Regions from separate parts of the Homo sapiens genome. Here region 2 is linked to region 1. A link is a contact called in ENCODE Hi-C or POLR2A ChIA-PET data. All regions are on one chromosome and are shown on one strand. Each heading gives the region's core, a stretch centred on a gene start or an enhancer-like site at or near the end of the contact. The rest is flanking DNA. Distances are from core to core; before and after follow the strand shown.

Region 1 (5,261 bases), core at 1,171-3,670:
CCCCACTGTGGTTTTACCTCTTGCTTCAGGTCCCAGATACTCAAGGCTTTTGCTCTAAGAAGATGTTGCTGCTTATGTTTCTGCAGAGAAAATAAAAGCCAGCACCAGGGAGCTCCTAGTCCTACTTCTTTATCCACAAACTTAATTGTATCTTTAATTGTGTTTTTGTGGCTTCTCAGTCCACTCACTGCACACACGCAAATGCATGAGCGTCTCAGAGGAAGACCCTTAGCCCATCATCCAGCACGCACTGATCCACGTGTACCTCAATCCCAGTCCCTTCTGTCACCTCACAGAGCTTCTCCCTCGAGCCTTTCCTCTCTTTTTCTCTATCTTCTCCTCCATGGATTCCTCCCCTTTGTGACCACGTCCCAATCTAACTGAAGAAAACGTCCTCTGTGATGCACAGCCTCCTCCAGCCAGTGCCCTCTGCTACCCCTTCTGCTCTGCTCACAGCAACCGCCGAGAGATGGGTCTGCACTTGCTGTCACCCCCTCCCCACAGGCCTCTCGTTCCTCATTCTGTGGTCGTCCAGCTTCTGGTGCCATCGTACCCCCTGGTCACTGGAGGTCTCTCGCCCCTAGCTCCACAGGCGTGCTTCTGCCCTGCTCCCATGTGGCTTCTGTGGCTCTGGGCTCATTCGAACATGCTCCCTTTCAGTTCCCCCGGCTCTGTGGCACTACACTCTCCTGGGCCACCTCCTCTTTGTCCCCTCTGTCCCTGGCTCGGGGCAGGTTCCCTGCTCTGCTCTGCTGTCCCTTGAGCCCTGGTGTCCACGAGGTCGTGTCTTGCTTGTCTTCTCTCCCTGCACCTTCCCCTGGTGTGATTTCACCCCCATCCACAGCTGCCACTGCAGTCTCTTTGCTGGAGACTCTCCGTCCTCTGCCCCAGTCCTGACCTCTCTCCCGAGCTCCAGGCCATCTCCACTGACTGGCATTTCCTCACAGATGCAGCTGGAATCTAATGATGTCGTCGTCTTTCTGCATCCAAATGTGCTCCCCTTTCGTTGTCACCTCCTTGTCTTTGTGATGGGCACCATCACCCCTGCAGCCCCCAAAACCAGAGACTTGGGAGTCAACCTTGACCTCACCGCTCCCTCCCGCTTGCCTCCTCCTGTTCCCTCAGTCACTACTCGCTGTTATTCCTGCATCTTAAACAGCTCCCTATCCATCTCTTACTCTCCATACACAGCCTAATAGTAATTAGGGCTTCCATAAACCTCTCCTGGACTCAAGATCTCCTTGTTCATCTCTGCGTCTGGCCTTGACCCCTTCCAAACTCCCCTATATGAAGACACTGAGCATCTTTCTAGAATTCTCATCTGATCCTTGCTCATAATTTTTTTCCAGCTTCCCATTATCCTCAGAAAAGGACATCTTTAGCGTGACTTGCATGATGTGACTTCTGCTTAACTGTCCAGCCTCACCTCTTCCCACTCCCCTCACCACACAACACACACACACACACACACACACACACACACACATTATAAGCAGCCAGCAGCGGTCAATATATGACCAAGAGCACCTTGAACTGCAAACCATTGTTTAGTGCTATAAGGCTTGGGAACAATGTCTCTCTGATATTGTTCACCAGGCAAGCTTTAGAAATAGGTCAAGAAAAAAATATAAGGAAAATATACACAACCCAAGGAAGTCTGCGTCATGTGTGTGTGTGTGTGTGTGTGTGTGTGTGTGGTCTTTTCATAGGCACAACTTTGTGCTCAGAATGAAGCCTACATGTCTGGATTATTCTTTAATTACATTTTCTTCTACCAAGTGTCCTGTAGTTCTGATCATCTCAACTCCTTGTAAGAAAATAAACAGAGATTAGATTTGCCTCTTCAGAATTTGAGTTTCACAGACAATAAACTGAAGCAAGCAGCAAAAAAATAAGAGAGGAGAAGTCCGATCGGGGAGGAAGGATTTTACAGCCAAGTCCACAGGCCGGATTCTTGGTATCTTCCCTGGCTGATGGAGACAGCAGCTGCTACTTCCTGTCACTCGCAATAACAATGATGGCATGGATCTAAAATGAGGTTCCTGCTAACCAGAACTTGCTATATTTCAGCTAGGTGTCCCAGTTAAGATTTTAGAGGCATTGAGATTCTAAGCATCAGAGGCTTGGCTGCAGAAACTCACAGCTTATTGCTTTCATTATCATGGCTCTTATTTGCCACCAAGAGTAGGCATTTTAAATGTGACATTTGTGTTCATTACAAAATGAAATCACTGGTCCATTTAATTAACACTTGCTGTAAATATTCAGTGATTCCCAAGTGCCCAGGGCTGGATGGGGAAGGGAAAGGGAGAGCAGGGAGAATGGAGGAGGAGACCTGGCTGATGTCATCTGGCTGGGCCCTTGCCATCTGACTAGGCAGTGTTCAGTCTATTGCAACCAGAGGCTTTCACTTGTCAAAGAAGGGGACGGGACTCCCCGAGGCTTTAGAGGCTGTTTAATATTTAATAAGCTCAAACACATAAACACAGAGCACCTATTTCGTTCTCCTTCAGACTCTCTGATAAAATATTCTCGGGTCGGGATCATCTGAGCTAGTTTGGGTGGGCTGTTGCTTGTGGAGTCAGGAAACCTCTTAGCAAGGTCTGCGCTCCATCTAGAGTGTTCCTTTAGACTCAAATAGATGCCCTAAGATTCAGTCCTGCTAAGTGTGCCCCCAAAACCCGTTTAAAATGTAGGTCTGATTATGATTCAGCTGTGGTGAGGCCAGCAGATGAGGAGAGGACAGACATTGAAAAGATTGTCACTCAGTTCCTGGGAGAAGGGGCCACACCATGCCACGCAGGGCCATGTGGGAGGCATTGGGGAGCCGGGAAACAATTGGGCAAGAGCATTTTTTGTGGTTTCTTTGGGGAGGAACGGGCAAGGCTGGGAGAGCAGGCTTGGGATTGGCTAGTTTAAATAATTTCAGCGGGCTCTGCAGCATGGGGGCTGCCCCCTAGTTGTCTGGTACGTGTCCCTAGGGTGGTGAGGGCAGGGAAATAGTGGCCCTGGGTGTGAGAGCCGAGAGGTGGTGGGAGGGGTGGACCCTGGATCCATGGTGACATGTGGAAGTCTTGGGGTCTGGAAATTGGCTAACCCTGGCACCAGCAGTCCCTCCAGGCCCAGCAAGGTCACAGACATCCAAGCATCATAAAGCCATGGTCAATACACAGCCAGACTCGGAACTGTCCATGCAGACCCTCTGAATCCGAGACATAGCCTTCATTTATTTCCCTGGTTACCCAGAGACCTGGAATGTTCTTTGTGAACCCTGGAAGCACTCCCTGCTCCATGCTGGTAGTTAAGGAAATGCAACATTGCCACCTACTGCTGAGGCTCTCCTGAAAATCAGAAAAAGAAGCCACTTTTTTTTTTTTTCTTTTTTTTTGAGACAGATCTGCCTGCCTCGGCCTCCCAAAGTGCTGGGATTACAGGCATGCCCGGCCAAAAACTATGCCCGGCCAAAAACTATGCCCAGCCAAAAACTGGATTAAAAAAAAAAAAGAAGAAGAGGCTGGCCTGTAACCTGAGTACTTTGGGAGGTCAGGGTAGGATAATTACTTGAGCTCAGGAGTTCAAGACCAGCCTGGGCAACATAGTGAGACCCCATCTCGACAGAAAATAAAAAATTAGTCAGCATGGTGGCTTATATCTGTAGTCCCAGCTATCTGGGAGGCTTAGACAGACAGGTCACTTGATCCCAGGAGGTCGAGGCTGCAGTGAACTGTGGTTGCACACTGCACTCCAGCCTGAGTGACAGAGCAAGACCCCATCTCAAAAAGAAAAAAAAGAAAAAAAAATTTTGACTTTGAATCCAAACCCTCAGCCCTCCCCATCTTCCCAGGAGGCTCTTGTCCCTGGTGCCACCGGTGTGCACCATGCCTCTCTGGGCGTGCGGGTGGAGAGGTCTGAGCTCTGTTTCTCTGCAGGCGTTTTTGACTCAGCCGTTCCCTGGCAGGGAGGGAAAGCTCAGGATGAGCTCCATACCCTCCCCTAACAGAACAATGATATGACAGGCCCGGAGCTCACGGGGTTTTCCAGGCTGTCGTCTTGGTGATAAAAGTTAACAGGAAACTGCTTTCCACTTCCGTCGAGAGGAGGTGATTTTTTTTCTCTTCATCTCAGAATATGCGTGTTATTTCCTGTACCTTCTCTGCCCCTTTTATGGCTAGACAACAGAGAGCTTGGTGGAAATGAAGGCAGTCACAGAGATGTAGAATTTGCCACCTCAATTCAGTTTTCCATCATATGAGAGTGGAAACGAAAAGGGAAGCGTTATATTTTCTTAATATACTATTCAGGAGAAAATTGGGGTGGAAGAGGCAGGATGTCTTTACTCTTTACTTTTTAAGAACTAAAGCAAATGAGATTCTTTTAAGAAACATATGGCATTACTTTGAAAATTAAGTTATTTCAGACCTTATATGAATTTAGACTCAAAATCATCATTAGAGCACAAAGGCCACCGTCAACTTCAGGAGGCTTCTGTTAATATTCTGGTGTTAGGATTGCTTTCTCTCTTCCTTGCCTCCCCTTTCTCTCCCTTTCCTCGCTTTTCCTTCTTTTCCTTCCTTTAGTTTCTTTTATTATTCTGCCTACCCTTTGCCAGAGGCCCTTTGCAAAGGATGTAGATTTATTTATTTATTTTTGAGACGGAGTTTCGCTTTTGTTGCCCAGGCTGGAGTGCAATGGCATGATCTCAGCTGACTGCAACCTCCGCCTCCCAGGTTCAAGCGATTCTCCTGCCTCAGCCTCCCAAGTAGCTGGGATTACGGGTGTCCGCCACCACGCCTGGCTAATTTTTTGTATTTTTAGTAGAGACAGGCTTTCACCATGTTGGCCAGGCTGGTCTCGAACTCCTGACCTCAGTTGATCCACACATCTTGGCCTCCCAAAGTGCTGGGATTACAGGCATGAGCTACGATATAGATTTATTTTTTGAAAATCAAATCATTAAAAAGTCAGGAAACAACAGGTGCCGGAGAGGATGTGGAGAAATAGGAACACTTTTACACTGTTGGTGGGACTGTAAACTAGTTCAACCATTGTGGAAGACAGTGTGGCGATTCCTCAAGGATCTAGAATTAGAAATACCATTTGACCCAGCCATCCCATTACTGGGTATATACCTGAAGGATTATAAATCATGCTGCTATAAAGACACATGCACACGTATGTTTATTGTGGCACTATTCACAACAGCAAAGACTTGGAACCAACCCAAATGTCCATCAGTGGTAGACTGGATTAAGAAAATGTGG
Region 2 (5,261 bases), core at 1,212-3,711, 490 kb after region 1:
ACCAGGCGAGGGCAGAAAGGAGAGACCGCCTCGCCGGTCCACATCCAGAAAGGGGCGTTCCCAAGGGCAGAAAGAGGCCGACCCTCCACCTGCACCCGCCCCAGGCCCTGCGCTTGCGTTCAAACCGTGACAAACCGTAGAGTCCTTGAGAGCCCCGGGTTACTCCTACATGGTCATATTCCCGCGCGGGATGCCGAAGTGGGGCAGATGAGGTCCGGAGCTGCTGAGGGATCCCGGGTCCTTCTGTTGGTCTGAGACCCTGGGGCGGGCGGAATCCCGGAGAAAGCCGGAGGGACTCCCCAGTGGAAGCCTGGGAGCTGCCGTTCTCCTCCCTGCCTGTGCAAACAGGAAGGGGCTGGTGATGCTGGCTGCGGGCCTCCCTCCTGGACTGCGACATTGTCACCAAATTCTATAAAGACGTCATGCAGGAAGTGATAACGTGTGCTGCGACGTTCTGGAAGTAACTCGAAGCTAAAAAAGAACAAAAAATCAATGAAAAAATGAAACTAAAGAAACAATGAGATGCTATGTCAATATCCGTAGTTATGGAATGGAAAATAAATCTTACAAAGAGATGCTGGAGTTATCTAAGAAATTTACACCATACTGGCCTGTGTGCATCAGACTTTTCTGGAGGTCATTTATTTTATTCACTTTTTTTTTTTTTATGACCAACCGAACTTTCTAATATTTTGGGCTGGAGTCCCACTAAATGAAATACCCCTTTTGAATGGCACATATGACTTTTAGGGATGCATCTTAGCATTTTTATTTTTTTATTTTTATTTTCAAAACTTCATTGATGTTTTGGAGTTTTGTTTGTTTTTTGTTTTTGTGTTTTTTGGACATGGCCTCACTCTGTCGCCCAGGCTGGAGTGCAGAGGCACGATCTGGGCTCACTGCAACTTCAAACTCCCGGGCTCAGGTGATCCTCCTGCAGCAGGACGAGCCGCAGACAAAACTCAGACACCGGATTAAAGAAGGGCTGTATTAGGCCGGGAACTTCGGCAGACTTGCAACCGAGGTCCCTGAAAAAGAAATTCTTGGCCCTTTTAAGGGCTTGTAACTCTAAGGGTCTACGTGAAAGTTTAGTGAGAGATCGAGCAAGCGTGGGGAACATGACTGGGGGCTACAGGCAACAGCTAACAGAACAGAAAGTTTTGCAATGCTTCCTCATACAATGTCTGGAATTTTTATTTATTTAATTTATTGATTTATTTTTTATTTTTTTTGAGACGGAGTCTTGCTCTGTCGCCCAGGCTGGAGTGCGGTGGCGCCATCTCGCTCACTGCAAGGTCCGCCTCCTGGGTTTACACCGTTCTCCTGCCTCAGCCTCCTGAGTAGCTGGGACTACAGGCGCCCGCCACGACGCCCGGCTAATTTTTTTGTAGATCAGGTGTTCTCACTATGTTACCCAGGCTGCTTTCGATCTATAGCGATCCTGAGCTCAAGCGATCCTCCTGCCTCGGCCTCCCAAAGTGTTGGAGTTACGGGCGTGAGCCACCGCACCCGGCTAAAAACCTGTTTGTTTGTTTGTTTGTTTGTTTAGAGACGGAGTCTTGCCCTGTCACCCAGGCTGGAATGCAGTGGCGCCATCTCGCTGACTGCATCCTCCGCCTCCCGGTTGCAAGTGATTCTCTTGCCTCAGCCTCCCCAGTAGCTGGGATTACAGGCGTGCGCCACAACACTCAGCTAATTTTTGTATCTTTAGTAGAGACGGGTTTTCACCAAGTTGGCCAGGCTGGTCTCGAACTCCTGACCCCGTGATCCGCCTGCCTTGGCCTCCCAAAGTGCTGGGATTACAGGCGTGAGCCACCGCGCCCGGCAAACTTTTTGTTTAAATCGGAGATTTTATTCTTTCAGCTGTCAGTGGAAGGAGCAGTCACGTAGGGTTAAACAGATGGAAGCCATGACGTTAGGAGAGTGAGTGAGGTCCCAGCCCAGCCACTTGTCACTGTGTGACCTCGGCCTGGTCACTGGGCCCCCGAGCTTCGGTGCGGCAGGGAGGGTCCTGGTGATGGAACAGAAACAGGGTGCGGGGCAGGGGTAATGACTCACGCCTGTAGTCCCAGCACTTTGGGAGGTCGAGACGGGAGGCGGGGGGAGTTTGAGACCCACCTGGGCAACGTAGCGAGACCCCATCTCTACAAAAAATAAAAATTAGCCCAAGAGTTCAAGGCTGCAGTGAGCTATGATCGCGCACTGCACTCCAGCCTGGGCGACAGAGCAAGATCTTGTTTCTTTTTAAAAAGAAAGAAAATAAAGGACGGAAGGATCATGGTGTGGGGAGGACTTCAGCCCCGGGCGGTTGCCCGGCGCGCGGACTCTAGCGGACTAGGGCTCCCCAGCAGCCCGGCCCGCGAGCTGGCACCGCCCGGAATCCCGCTTACGTCCAGTCCGGGGCGGCGCCTGGAGGCGGAGCCGCCCGCTGGGCTAAATGGGGCAGAGGCCGGGAGGGGTGGGGGTTCCCCGCGCCGCAGCCATGGAGCAGCTTCGCGCCGCCGCCCGTCTGCAGATTGTTCTGGGCCACCTCGGCCGCCCCTCGGCCGGGGCTGTCGTATCCTTTGGGCTGCGCGGGGCTCGGGCTGGATCCGGCGCCGGCGCCGCCGCCTGAGTGGTGGCCCTGGTCCGGGTGGAGGCCTCGGGGTCGCACGCTTCGCAGCCCCAGCGCCTCCTCGCTCAGCGCCGCGTCCCCGCCTGGGTCGCGTCTCTTCCAGGAGCCGGGGAGCGGGGAAGAGGCTGCGTCCCCCGAGGACACGCGCGGCCGCCCTGGGGTCGGGGCAATTGCCGCGTTGCCCTGCCCTCCGGGATCCCTGGGGGCCTCTGCTCCTCTCTTTGTGGAGACGTCGTTTCACCGGCGGCGCGTGACCCCGGCAGCTGTCCAGAGACCCAGAGATGTCCAATCACAGGCGCACGGTGCACAGGCGCGCAGGGCTGCCTGGAACCGGCCCAGGCAGGCAGTGACCGGGACCTCTCCGGAGGGGAGAGGACGGTGCCCTCCCGGGCAGGAGCTGGCCAGGCAGGCGCTGCCCAGGGCGGCCTCCCTGCTGGACTACGGCATTGCCACTGAGTTATATAAAGACACTATTTGGGGAAGGACAGCGGGTGAGGACTGGCGCGGCGGCACACGCCTTGCCTGTTGTCTCGGCTCTTCTGGGGGCCAAGGCCAGGAGTCCAGGGTTACAGTGAGCCGTGATGGCCAGTGCGTTCCAAAAGAGAGAAACAGAGAGAAAGAAAGGATAACATGTTAATTGATGAGAGTGACATTCCGAAAGTAACCGATTAAGCTAAAGAAACAATGCAATTCTATGTCAACTCTCTGCAGTTACCGGATAGAAAGGAGATCTTTAAAAGGAATTTCTAGGGTTTTGCTTTTTTGGTTTTTTTTTTTTTTTGAAACAGGGCCTCACTCTGTCACCCAGGCTGGAGTGCAGTAGTGGTACGATCTCGGCTCACTCCTGGGCTCAAGAGATCCTTCCACCTCAGCCTCCTAAGTAGTTGGGACTACAGGGTTGCGCCACGATGCCAGGCGAATTTATGTTGTTGTTGTTATTGTTGTTATTATTATTATTATTATTATTATTATTATTATTATTATTATTTTTGAGACGGAGTCTTGCTCTGTGGTCAGGCTGGAGTGCAGTGCCGCACTCTGCAATGTCGGCCCACTGCAACCTCCGCCTCCCAGGTTCAAGCCATTCCCCTGCCTCAGCCTCCCAAGTGTAATTTGTATTATTATTATTAGTAGTAGTAGTAGTAGCAGTAGTAGTAGTAGTAGTAGTAGTAGTAGTAGTAGTAGTAGTAGTGGTGGTAGTTTTTTTTCTGAGATGGAGTCTCTCTCTGTTGCCCAGGCTGGAATGCAGTGGCCTGATCTCAGCTCACTGCAATCTCCACCTCCCAGGTTCAAGCAATTCTCCTGTCTTAGCCTCTCCAGTAGCTGGGATTACAAATGAACGCCACCACGCCTGGCTAATTTTTGTATTTTTAGTAGAGATGGGGTTTCACCATATTGGTCAGGCTGGTCTCGAAATCCCGACCTCAGGTGATCCATCCGCCTCGGCCTCCCAAAGTGCTAGGATTACAAACGTGAGCCACCGCCCCCGGCCTAATTTGTATTTTTAGTAGAGATGGGGTTTCACCATGTTGGCCAGGCTGGTCTCGAACTCCTGAGCTCAAGTAATCCTCCTGCCTCAGCCTCCCAAAGTGCTGGAATTACAGGCATGAGCCACCGTGCCTGGCCTTCTATATTTTACTTTATTTGCCTTAATTCACATCCTAGGTAGCTCATCCCACTTCAGGGACTATTTCCTCTGCCAGTTTCCATCCTCAACAATTCCAGTAAGTAGTTTGAGTTTTGATTTTGAAATATATTATGTATATAAAAGTTTCTTGAGTGGTAATGAAGATATACCACATAATATGTTACCTGATTAGAATTTTATTATACAAATCCTCTGTTTCCAGGACTTATTCTAATTAGTGCACTTGTGGAAAATTTTGGAGACCGACTAATTTTCTGTATGTATTTTAAGATTCAGAAAGAAGGAAAAATACCAGAAAATACATAATCCGACATTTATTTATTTATTTTTAATAGAGACGGGCCCTTCCTATGTTGCCCAGGCTGGTGTTGAACTCCTGGGCTAAAGCAATCCTCCTGCCTTGGCCTCCCAAAGTGCTGGGATTGCAGCCTGAGCCATCACACCAGCCTTATAATCTGACTTTTAAAAATTCAGTTAAACATCTCATTTAAATTAACTTGTGGCCGGGCACCGTGGCTCATGCCTGTAATCCCAGCACTTTGGGAGGCCAAGGCAGGTGGATCACTTGAGGTCAGGAGTTCGAGACCAGCCTGGCCAACATCTCTACAAACCCCACCTCTACAAAATGAAAAAATACAAAAATTAGCTGGGCATGGTGGTGTGCACCTATAATCCCAGCTACTCAGGAGGCTGAAGTGGGAGAATCGCTTGAACCTTGGAAGTCAAGGTTGCAGTGAGCTGAGATCACGCCACTGAACTCCAGCCTGGGTGATAGAGCCAGACTCCATCTCAAAAAACAAAACAAAACAAAACAAATTAGCTTGTATTTGGTTATATGGACATATTAGCTAGCATCTTTGGTTTATCTTAAATCACCTTTAAAGGGGAAGATCTTGACCTTCCTAAATATTCTCATACAACCACAATTCCGATCTTAAGGAATAGGTTGGGTGATTTGAGTTTATGGGTATGCTGTACATTTATTTGGATTTTGTTACT

The links. Hi-C counts contacts between places; a loop is a spot of excess contacts on that map. ChIA-PET counts read pairs that join two places held with the same protein, here RNA polymerase II (POLR2A). Pooled maps may share reads with other maps.
Region 2: a map of CD8-positive, alpha-beta T cell shows a loop between it and region 1 (22-fold over the local background). The contact joins the promoter of PHYH here to the enhancer-like site in region 1. A Hi-C loop is called at or near these places in 2 of 168 maps with a recorded cell type or tissue (CD8-positive, alpha-beta T cell and naive thymus-derived CD4-positive, alpha-beta T cell) and 12 of 50 pooled maps. POLR2A ChIA-PET finds 5 or more read pairs at or near these places in 2 of 52 experiments (BJ and OCI-LY7).

The regions. Positions count from the first base shown.
Region 1 is chr10:13,785,995-13,791,255 of GRCh38, reverse strand. The region is part of intron 5 of FRMD4A (FERM domain containing 4A); the gene reads left to right. Among named protein-coding and RNA genes, the nearest start is that of PRPF18, 200 kb to the right of the region's middle. RefSeq lists enhancers at 2,357-2,947, 3,763-3,812. Within about 2 kb of position 2,420, at least 25 of the 41 ENCODE cell types and tissues checked have a DNase peak (open chromatin) inside an H3K27ac peak, as active enhancers do; they include CD8-positive, alpha-beta T cell and OCI-LY7, where a contact is called at or near this core.
Region 2 is chr10:13,297,264-13,302,524 of GRCh38, reverse strand. PHYH (phytanoyl-CoA 2-hydroxylase) reads left to right here and starts at 2,461. Exons shown (of 9, transcript NM_006214.4): 1 at 2,461-2,557; 2 at 4,280-4,338. The coding sequence starts at 2,483. LOC124902377 (a long non-coding RNA gene) reads right to left here and starts at 2,336. Exons shown (of 2, transcript XR_007062056.1): 1 at 2,119-2,336; 2 at 1-471. RefSeq lists enhancers at 113-402, 259-759, 2,135-2,274, 2,851-3,471 and a silencer at 2,455-2,874.